Regions from separate parts of the Homo sapiens genome. Here region 2 is linked to region 1. Evidence: chromatin contacts called from ENCODE Hi-C or POLR2A ChIA-PET data. All regions are on one chromosome and are shown on one strand. The core of a region is the stretch at or near the end of the contact, and the rest is flanking DNA. Distances in the headings are between cores, read along the strand shown.

Region 1 (5,417 bases), core at 2,214-4,713:
TTTTTAATGGTAAATTCTTAAACTGTGGAAACCACTGAAGGTGCTTATTAACTGTTCTCCCAGATTTGTACAAGTATTGGATGATTCCTTGAGTTTACAGCTGTACAAATAGTGTGGAAAATAAACTTTTTTTAAAAAAGAAAATCTTCCTCTATCTTTTCTGAATGAAGAGATTTAATGTTGGGAGGCTGATTCATGATAGACAGACAGACAGCCACTTAATAATCTGCAAAACCTGTGGAGCCCAGAAACTCTTATCCCAGTATTATGAGAGCTAGTATGTTTCTCAACCACAAAAAACCTTAGGGGTTGTAATTTACCTAAAAATGAGTGCAGTGTCTCACACCTGTAATCCCAACACTTTAGGAGGCCAAGGTGGGTGGATCACTTGAGGCCAGGAGTTTGAGACCAGTTTGGGCAATACAGGGAGACTCCATCTCTGCAAAACATCAAAAAAAAAAATTAGCTGGGCATGGTGGCACACACCTGTAGTCCCAACTACTCAGGAGGCTGAGGTGGGAGGATTGTTTGAATCCGGGAGGCCAAGGCTGCAGTGAGCTATGATCGTGCCACTGCACTCCAACCTGGGCAACAGAGTGAGACCCTATCTCAAAAACTTAAAAAAAAAATAAAAAATAAATTATATTATAGATTTCAAGCCACCCTTTTGGATATTGTTTTCATTGAGAAAATATATTCTACAAGCAGGCAATAGAAAAAGTTTTCTGATTCAGCTCTGGAGATAAGCTATGTTTTAATTCTCTTTTTACCTCCAGAAGGAAGAAAGATGCTTTCCTGGCACTGGCTATGGAGTGAGACCCCTGGTCTGTTCTAAGCTGCCACCAACAGGCAGTGCCACTCATGCTGGCCCCTGGGTGGGATGAGAATGGCCTCTGAGTTGAACAGAGTGAAGGGGGCTCAGAAGTTGCAGGAATGAGGTGTCCAGAGCTCAGTTGTTGCAGAGAAGGGAATTGGCACCATCAGTGGAGCCAGTATACAGCCTGCCAGTGTGAATTTCTTGAAAGAGACAACTTACATATGTTAGGGCTAAAACTTCCAGTGTTTTATGCTGGCCATAAAATCTGGTTACTCAAAGACGATATCAAGCTCCATGGTGGAGATAAGAAGCTCCTGGAATCTATCCCTCCATTAAAACAATTGAACTGGCAAGAGCTGTCTGATGCAACTATTTTGGAATTCAGGATCTTAGGGAACACTTGCAGCACCCAGGAGAAAGCTTGATGAGGAGGCTGGCAAGTTTTGGTCAATTTCAGCTCTTTACTTAGTGGTGACTACCACCCACCTTGATCAGCCCCAGGGCAGTCAGTTGTGGGGACAGCAGCTCAGGTACTTAGTGTGGCTTGCTGGAGCCAGGTTGGACAATAAAGACCCAGTTTTCCAAAAACCAAGGTTGTGGGTTCTGATTACTGATTGCTGCTTTTGATCCTTGAGGGGCTAGCATATAGGGAAAAATTTTCATGATACTGGGTTTGTCAAACATTTCTTGGACATATCAAAAGCACCAGCAACGAAAGAAAAAAACAGGTAAGCTGGACTTCATCAAAATTAACATTTTTGCATCAAAGGATACTATCAAGAGAGTAAAAAGACAACCCATGGAATGGGAGAAAATATTTGCAAACTCTATATGTGATAAGGAATTAATATTCAGAATATAACTACATTTCAACAACAAAAGCAAACAATTTAAAAATGAGTAAAGGATTTGAATAAACATTTATATGAAGAAGATATACAAATGGCCAATAAGCATATGAAAAGATGCTCAATATCATTAGTCATTAGGTAAATGCAAATAAAAACCACAATTTGACACCAGTTTACAGTATTAAGATGGCTTTTATCAAAACAAAACAAAACAAAACAAGTACTGGAGAGCATCTGGAAACGTTGTCCGTTGCTGATGGGAATGAAAACAGACAGCTTGGTGGTTCCTCAAAAAGTTGAATATAGAATTACTATATGATCCAGCAGTTCCACTCCTAGGACTATACCCAAAATAATAGAAAACAAGGGCTGGAACAGATGCTTCTGTGTTACTGTCCATTGCAATATCATTCACTGTAGCCAAAAGATGGAAACAACCCAAGTGTCCATCAACAGATGAATGGATAAACAAAATACGTTATGTACATAAAATGGAATATCACTGAGCCTAACAAATGAAATCCTGATACATGCTACAACACAGATGAACCGTCAGGACATTATGCTGTGGGAAATAAGCCAGACACAAACTATCAAGCAATATATGCGCTTCCATTTATATGAGGTATCTAGAATGTACCAATTCATGGAGACTGAAAGTAGATCAAAGGTTACCGGGGGCTGTGGGGAGGTGGAATGGAGAGTTATTGCTCGATGGCTACAGAATTCTTACCTGGGAAAATGAAAAGTATTGGAAATAGTGGTGATGGTTGCACAATATTGCGAATGTAATAAATGTCAGTGACTTGTACACTTAAGAATTATTAATGGCTGGGCACGGTGGCTCACGCCTGTAATCCCAGCACTTTGGGAGGCCAAGACGGGCGGATCACAAGGTCAGGAGATCAAGACCATCCTCGCCAACATGGTGAAACCCCGTCTCTACTAAAATGTAAAAAATTAGCCGGGTGCGGTGGTGCGCACCTGTAGTCCCAGCTACTCAGGAGGCTGAGGTAGAGGAATCGCTTGAACCCGGGAGGCGGAGGTTGCAGTGAGCTGAGATCGTGCCATTGCACTCCAGCCTGGCAACAGAGCAAGATTCTGTCTCAAAAAAAAAAATTATTAACATGGCAAATTTCATGATATATACATATTTTACAATTTTTAAAATTAATAATGTAATATACCCAAAACCATTGCAGGTACACTTTGGGTGAATTACATAGCATGTGAATTATATCTCAATAAAGCTGTTTTGGGTGGGCACAGTGGCTCACATCTGTAATCTCAGCACTTTAGGAGGCTGAGGCAGGAGGACAACTTGAGGCCAGTAATTTGAGACCAGCCTGGGCAATATAGTGAGACCCCCATCTCTACAAAATCTTTTAAAAATTAGCCGGGTGTAGTGGCAAGTGCCTGTAGTCCTAGCTACTCAGGAGGCTGAGGCAGGAGGATTGCTTGAGCCCGGGAGTTTGAGGTTACAGTGAGCTATGATCATGCCGCTGCACTCCAGCCTGGGCCACAGAGCAAGACCCTGTCAAATAAATAAATAAGCTGTTTTTTAAAAATCACTGTAATTAAAAACAAAAACTCCTGGATACCTAAGGTTGGCAAAATGCTGATCGTTGTTGTGGCTGGCCGAATTCTAAAGATTTCAAGATTCTAATTTTGTACTGCTCTGAAGGGACTTTGCAGATGGAATTTAGATGACTAAGTAGCTGACGTTAAAACAGGCAAATTATCCTGGGTTATCCAGGCAGGCCCTTAAAAACAGAGGAGGGAGGCAGAAGAGTCAGAGAGATAAGGCAGAAACAGAAAGCGGGAGAGGAGAGGGTGAAGGGGGAGAGGGACTATTTACACTTCCCTTTAGGTTACAGGCACAGAGAAACCTTTAGGCTGAACTTAAAATATGTGAGTAGCTTTAAGCTAAACTTGATTTAACAGGGAAAAACAGGACTTTGCAAAAATTCTTTTAGGGAGTGTACTATCGAGCACATTTGAAGACCACAGGTCTCGAAAGCGGGGAAGACGGGACCCAGAGTCCCCCGCAGCAGCGTCACGGCCCAGCTCTGGTTCTCAAGTTGGGCTGCTGTTTTTCCCCTTTTTCTCATCCGCCAGGATGCCAGGCGCTGCTGAAAGCTGCAGCCGAAAGGATTTAGAATTCCTTACAACGGAGAAAGGGTCTTTGCTCAGACAACATGGACTTAAGAGACGGAAGGGCCAAAAAGGCTTGAAAACAGGCTCGAAGAGCGGCTTCCTGGTAGCTAGAAGCTTAAGTGGGGACAGATGAGCTTAACTGGCAAGCCTGCGTGTGTGCTCTCCAGCCCCCGTGATTCAGTTTAAATCTGGGCGGGTCTCCTCAAAGACAGTTCCAGAAGGGGCCACGTGAGGGCAGTAAGAGCCTCTCAATGCCTGTTTTTGGGGGAAGAGAGAAGTGAGGGCGGAGCGCGGGGAGCGTCCCAGGCCTGGCTACCCGGATAACTTCCCCAAAAGAAGCTATGCTCGGGCCTTCCCATCGTCCCACTCAAGAGCTTTCTTCATATTGGTGAGTTGCCCAACTGCTAGCAAAAGAACTTCCCAATTATGGTCAAGCCTCTTCATCTAAATTCAGATTTCCACCAAATAGCCCAGCCCTTTTCCTCCCCAAGTCATCTCCTTACTCAAACATTTGCAGACATTCGTCACACGAGATCCCCAGCCGTGGGCTCAGCATCTTACACCGAGGTACGAAAACACAGAAGTATTCCTGAGTGTATTCTGTGTATGCAAAAGTGCATACGTCTCCTTATGGACCAGGTTCTGAGTGAATCTAAGTGGAAAACACGGAATAGCAGGCTAATTCCAGAAAATGCAGGGCTTTTGCAAATAAGTGGGCGTCTAGTCACTAAGCAGGTAGTAATAACAGGTGATGCTAAATGATTGCTTCGAACCACTTTGTTAAGGGGATCAGAGAAGGGAGAAGGCTCAGGAGAGAGAGTGCAGCAAGAAGCTTTTATTAGCTGGATGGAAATGGGAAAACTAACTCAGGATAACCTTATGTAGTAGAATTTATTGTGCCCATTGAGTAAGTCAGGAAACTGAGGGTTAAGGAGGTGAAGTAACTTGGCAAAGGTCACGCCGTCAGAGCAGAGTCCAGTTCCAGATTTGGTTTACTCTAAATACCCTTCCTCACCCCCCTTTTTAAGAAATACCTTAAATGAAAATTTATTTTTACTTTATCTTACATTATTATTTATTTGTATTCAGCACATTTTCATTTAGAAAGTTGGAAAATAAAGGCACAAGAAAAACAAATAACAGTAATTTCATTACTCAATAATGGCCTCATCACTACAATCTTGTCCAGAAATGTTGTAAACACACACACACAATACTTTTACATATATTTTTGTAAGATATATATATAACAAAAAATGTGATCCTGTGATACTTTTCCGTATTTTTGTTTTCCATTTAAATAAATGTGCATATGAACATTACTTTGATCAACTACATAATAGTATCATACTCTATTATATGGACAATAAACTCTCACCAGTTCATTTATTGATGAACTTTTAGGGTGTTTCTATGTGTTTTTTGATGTGATAAATAACAATAAACCAATAAACACCCACATACTAATATCAGTGTCCTTTTTTTTTTTTTTTTTTTTTTTTTGAGAGTCACGCTCTGTTGCCCAGGCTGGAGTGCAGTGGTGCAATCTCAGCTCACTGCAACCTCCGCCTCCCGGGTTCAACAATTCTCCT
Region 2 (5,006 bases), core at 215-2,714, 44 kb before region 1:
ATCACCATGGCTGGGGTGTTGGATGAATCTCTAGTTAGTATAATCATAGCTGGGTGTCTGGAACATTGTTGGGTGCTTCTCTGACCTCCATCCATTTTCCGTAATCTGCAGAAGAACCCTCAAGATGAGTAGTAGTATACTTATTTACCAAAGGGAGAACTGAGGCTGAGTAGTTGGATAACTTGCCCAAGACCACACAAGTTAATAGCTAAAGGAAGCAGGATTTGAACCTAGCTATGTCCAACTCCAAAGCCTATGTTTGTTTGCTCCACGTTACCCCATGATGGTGGCTGTAGTATTGTCATATAAAAGGACATCACTCTCTTTGTTCATTTACAATCTCATGAGTGAATGACTTCCCTTTTAGTCCATTAAGCCCTAGATAATATTCAAAAATTCACAATTAAGCTGTAAATTGTTCAATTTTCCTTTGTAACAGTAACAGAGAAAGTAATATTTTCGAATAATAGCATATTTAAATATACTCTCAAGTTTAGGATTTGAAAGTATATTTAATATTCAGAGACTCTCAGTATTCAGAGTCCAGAGATGTGTCTCTGTGTCCTTGTAACATGTATTTGGCAATCTAATGGGAAAGACTCGTGTTCAGGGGCCCCAGGCTCAGAAATTAACTCTAGGAGAGGTGGGGGAAGCACACGTTTCCTTAGGAGAAAGGCATGGGGATCACTCTCTCCAGTTATGCACAGACAAAAATTGTATTTAACACTACTTTTGATACATAGAAAATTTATTTTAGGCTAGGGGCGGTGGCTCACGCCTGTAATCCCAGCACTTTGGGAGGCCAAGGCGGGTGGATCACGAGGTCAGGAGTTTGAGACCAGCCTGGCCAACATGCTGAAACCTCATCTCTACTAAAAATACAAAAATTGGCCAGGCGTGGTGGCACACACGTGTAATCCCAGCTACTGGGGAGGCTGAGGCAGGAGAATCACTTGAACCCTGGAGGCAGAGGTTGCAGTGAACCGAGATTGCACCATTGCACTCCAGCTCTGGGCGACAGAGCAAGACTCCATCTCGGAAAAAAAAAAAGAAAATTTTGTTTTAAAATTGATCTATTCTTAGGTGACAATGCTATTTTATTATAGTCAGTAATGTTTGAAGAGCTTTAAAAAAAAGCCTGCAGTAAAAAAAAATTTTTGCTGCAGATATTGATGAATGTTCAGAACAACCCTCAGTGTGTGGGAGCCACACAATCTGCAATAATCACCCAGGAACCTTCCGCTGCGAGTGTGTGGAGGGCTACCAGTTTTCAGATGAGGGAACGTGTGTGGGTAAGTTCTCCAGGTAACTTTTCGAAACAGTATTCACATGGTGTGCATTAGCTCTTATGCAAAAGTTCTGGTCCCAGGTAAAATGAGTCTGGTCAAGTTGGAAGGTGCTGGGAAGAGCAATTTATAAAGATGAATCAGACTTAGCCTCTGCCCTCCAACTATCTGGAGAGTCACAAGTGTAATGAGTAAGCAACATTATTGCCTACACTAGTAATACCATCGCCTCACCTGTTGCCAGCTTTTGCATTACATTTGCCTCTTATAAACTTCTTTTAATCATTTTCATTATGCTTTTAATAACTATAAGCTATTAGACATGTTTCTTCCAGTAATTAGTAGCCTTGGGGTTCACATTGAGGGAGCACCTTATAGGTACTTTTGGATCATTACCTATCTTAGATTGAATTCTACTTTAGTTACACCTAAAATTCCAACTGGGGTCATTCTATTTATGGATTTTAATTTTACCAACCACGAGCAGCAGCATAATTTCTTAGCCTTATAGAAGTAAGTTGCGGCTATTAATTAGGTTAATTATGCTCTTGCTGAATGATGATTTGGGTGATGATGAGGATGGGTCAGCCACGAACAGCCAGATTGTTTAAATTCTTCCTCTTTTTCCTCCTGCTGCACTTTGACCTGGTCGTTCAAGATTCTTGTTCCCAGGTCTGGAGGGTGCCATGTCAAATGCGCATCTGAACTCAACATGTCTTCCCAATTTAAAACAGATTCCTCTTGTACCATGTCAGCAAACCATCTTCTTGCCTCTTCCTCACTGTTCGCTAAACCCTAGAATGTTTTCTTTTTGCTCTGTCTCAAAGCTTGGGTAAGCCTGCCAAGGTCGTGGGGTGAGGTGGTGTCTTGAGGGTGGGAGGGAACAGGCAGTTCTCATATTTTGAGTGTGACCCAAACATCTGTGAGCTCAGGGAGGCCAGTCCCCTCTGCACAGTTGAGATTTTCACTCTGCTGAAGTTACTTCTTTTTTTTTTTTCCTCAGTAGGGAACATCAGTTTCTGTGTATTTGACCTGATTTCTTTCTCTGCTTTTTGAGGCTAAGCAGATTCAAACGTTTAATTTTAATGGCCATACCATTTACATTACACTTCGGCTCAAGCTTGGGCAGTGGATACTTTATCCCTTGGGTGCTGATGTGCACAGTAACTGAGATCCATCCTGGGACACCTGTGTGGAGCATGGTGACCTGGGTTTCTGGATCCAGTCATTCCTGATGTCCACACTCACTGAAGGGGCAGGCTGGGATGCAAGACAGGTGCTGGGCAAATGTCTGCTTCAGACATTTACTTTTGAGGAAGACAACCTCTCTGGGGCTCAGTTCCTCGTCTGTAAAATGAAGTGATTAGACCGGATCATTGGTTTCCTGTGACCCATGGAGCTCTTGGAGGTGCCTCAGGAGCTGTCAAGGAGGACACAGGCCAGCTGTGGGCAGGCTCTTGTCCTCTCCCCTGAGCTCTAGCCTCCCTTTTTTTTTTTTTTTTTTTTGAGACAGGGTTTTGCTATTGTCACCCAGGCTGGAGTGCAATGGCGCGATCTTGGCTCACTGCAACCTCTGCCTCCTGGGTTCAAGAGATTCTCCTGCCTCAGTCTCCCAAGTAGCTGGAATTACAGGCATGCACCACCACTCCCAGCTAAGTTTTGTATTTTTAGTAGAGACGGGGTTTCACCATGTTGGCCAGGCTGGTCTTGAACTCCTGGCCTCAGGTGATTTGCCTGCCTTGGCCTCCCAAAATGCTGGGATTACAGGTGTAAGCCACCACGCCCGGCCTACATATTTGAGGGAGAACATCTTCACCCCTTTTAATTGGCTCCTTTGAGACTCACTGCGCAGAGAGAAGGCTCACTGTAGAACCAAGTCTGCCTACACGCATTCAAAGAAATAACTCTGGCTTGTCACTGAGTAATTGAGTGGTCATTCCATCTCTCTTGGAATTCCTTGTTGAAACAGTGTTCTAGGTCGGAAGCCTGCACTGGGAAGGTTACCCTGCAGGTCAGAATGGGGCAAGGTGAAGAAATAAATGGGGCAAGGTGTGCTCTGCCAACTGTGAGGGGCTGGGGGCTCAGGCAGGGCCTGTGGACTGACCAGGAGGAATTCTCTTTTCATGAGGATTGGTATCCATTATCGGGGAAGGGATGTTTGTGGACTTCCATCTTTGGCATTTTCTGTAAACTCATAACTCTCTTTTCCACTGGGAACCAACTTTTGCAGTTAATTGAAATGTGCAAAACATGTTTTTGTGAAGGAAAGGTGGGCCTCAGCTTGCCCATAAGTCAGCTTGATGTGAAGATGTAGATACCCCTCTGAATGGACATAGCCCTGTGACACTGGGCTGGCATATGGAGTGTGGTGAACTTGAGGTCCTACTTCTCCTCCCCTAGGCATCTTGGTGCAGGGCATGATGGCATGCATCAGCTCTTCTCTTGAGGGAAGAACAGGGCCCAGGCTTAGGCAAAAAGCTGTAGCAGTTAACTTCCAGTATGCCAAGCACAGAGAGGCCAGTAGATGGGACTGTGATTCTCTTAAGGGTCCTGATGATAGAACTCATGGAAGGAGGGCTGAGGAGGAGGTGAGTGTCACAGAGGCTAGCTGATAATGCCCCATCTTGTGCTGTTGCCTCAAGATGGAAGGCAAAGGTTGAGGTCTACAGGGTGATTTTCAGCTGGTTCAGTTACTCTGGGGTTCCTAAGGCACCATTGCATTTTGCTTCTGATTTTCTAAAAGAACTCAGAGCCAGGACAGAGTCCCATCCTCACAATGTCAGAACACAAATCATTCCCTCCCATCAGGCTTTGTGTAGTTGGATTATCCCAGATGAAGGAGGACTCATGTTTTTCCTCCATGAGTCTTCTTAAGATTGATTTCAGTTTGTCCTACCTTAAGTGCAGACAGACAGAGAAAGAGAGAGAGAGAGTTGAGGGGGTGGGGGGAAGAACATAAGGCAATTTATCTAAGGCCATGTGGTTGACCCATGGTACCTGGTATATACCAAGGCTGCCTACTCCAAAGGCTCACAGTCTTCCAACCATAGCTGTCTCCCTGCCTTAGAAACATTTATTTGTCCTTCCTTGGTGGCAAGTGGGTGACTGACTTGGGCATTTGTAGTGAATGTTCCACCTGTACAGGGTGGGCCAAGGCTGAAGACACCACATGGAAGTCTCAGCTCCTTTCCTCCAAGCAGTCTCAACAGAGTTGCCATCAGAAGTGTGGCATCTGCAGATGTCCCACCCCCATATCCAGATGAAGGGAAAGTTGGGTCCTGGGGACCTGTGATGGGGATCTAGTTTGGAGAGTGGCCTGAGACAGACCCCCAGAGTGAAACTGAGGTCAAGCCAGGTGGAATGACAAACCACGGTGTCAGTCAGCCAAGACCCATCAGAGGCAGAACCCAGGTGGGAGGAAACGGTGAAAGCAGTAGTACCAGCCCAGTGAGGAGTGGGGTGCAGGTGAAGCTGTGGACATGCCTAGAGGTCTAGGGTCCAGGCATGGTCTCTCTTTATAGAGCTGGGAGGGGCATGTGGCCTGCTCAGGGGACTTTCTTCCTAAGACTGTGCATCAACCTTTTGTTCTGAAGCTGTCGTGGACCAGCGCCCCATCAACTACTGTGAAACTGGCCTTCATAACTGCGACATACCCCAGCGGGCCCAGTGTATCTACACAGGAGGCTCCTCCTACACCTGTTCCTGCTTGCCAGGCTTTTC

What was found. A loop is a pair of places that touch in the nucleus more often than their neighbours do. ChIA-PET counts read pairs that join two places held with the same protein, here RNA polymerase II (POLR2A). Pooled maps may share reads with other maps.
Region 2: a map of heart left ventricle shows a loop between it and region 1 (2.0-fold over the local background). The contact joins the enhancer-like site here to the promoter of LINC02768 in region 1. A Hi-C loop is called at or near these places in 6 of 168 maps with a recorded cell type or tissue (Right ventricle myocardium inferior, endothelial cell of umbilical vein, gastrocnemius medialis and 2 more) and 6 of 50 pooled maps. POLR2A ChIA-PET finds 5 or more read pairs at or near these places in 10 of 52 experiments (A673, BJ, GM12878 and 7 more).

The regions. Positions count from the first base shown.
Region 1 is chr1:235,970,557-235,975,973 of GRCh38, reverse strand. LINC02768 (long intergenic non-protein coding RNA 2768) reads left to right here and starts at 3,463. Exons shown (of 3, transcript NR_183724.1): 1 at 3,463-4,213. It overlaps NID1 (nidogen 1), which reads left to right. Exons shown (of 20, transcript NM_002508.3): 20 at 1-144. RefSeq lists an enhancer at 3,875-3,924.
Region 2 is chr1:236,013,434-236,018,439 of GRCh38, reverse strand. It overlaps NID1 (nidogen 1), which reads left to right. Exons shown (of 20, transcript NM_002508.3): 10 at 1,167-1,292; 11 at 4,880-5,006. Among named protein-coding and RNA genes, the nearest start is that of LINC02768, 43 kb to the right of the region's middle. Within about 2 kb of position 1,464, at least 13 of the 41 ENCODE cell types and tissues checked have a DNase peak (open chromatin) inside an H3K27ac peak, as active enhancers do; they include PC-3, gastrocnemius medialis, heart left ventricle and 1 more, where a contact is called at or near this core.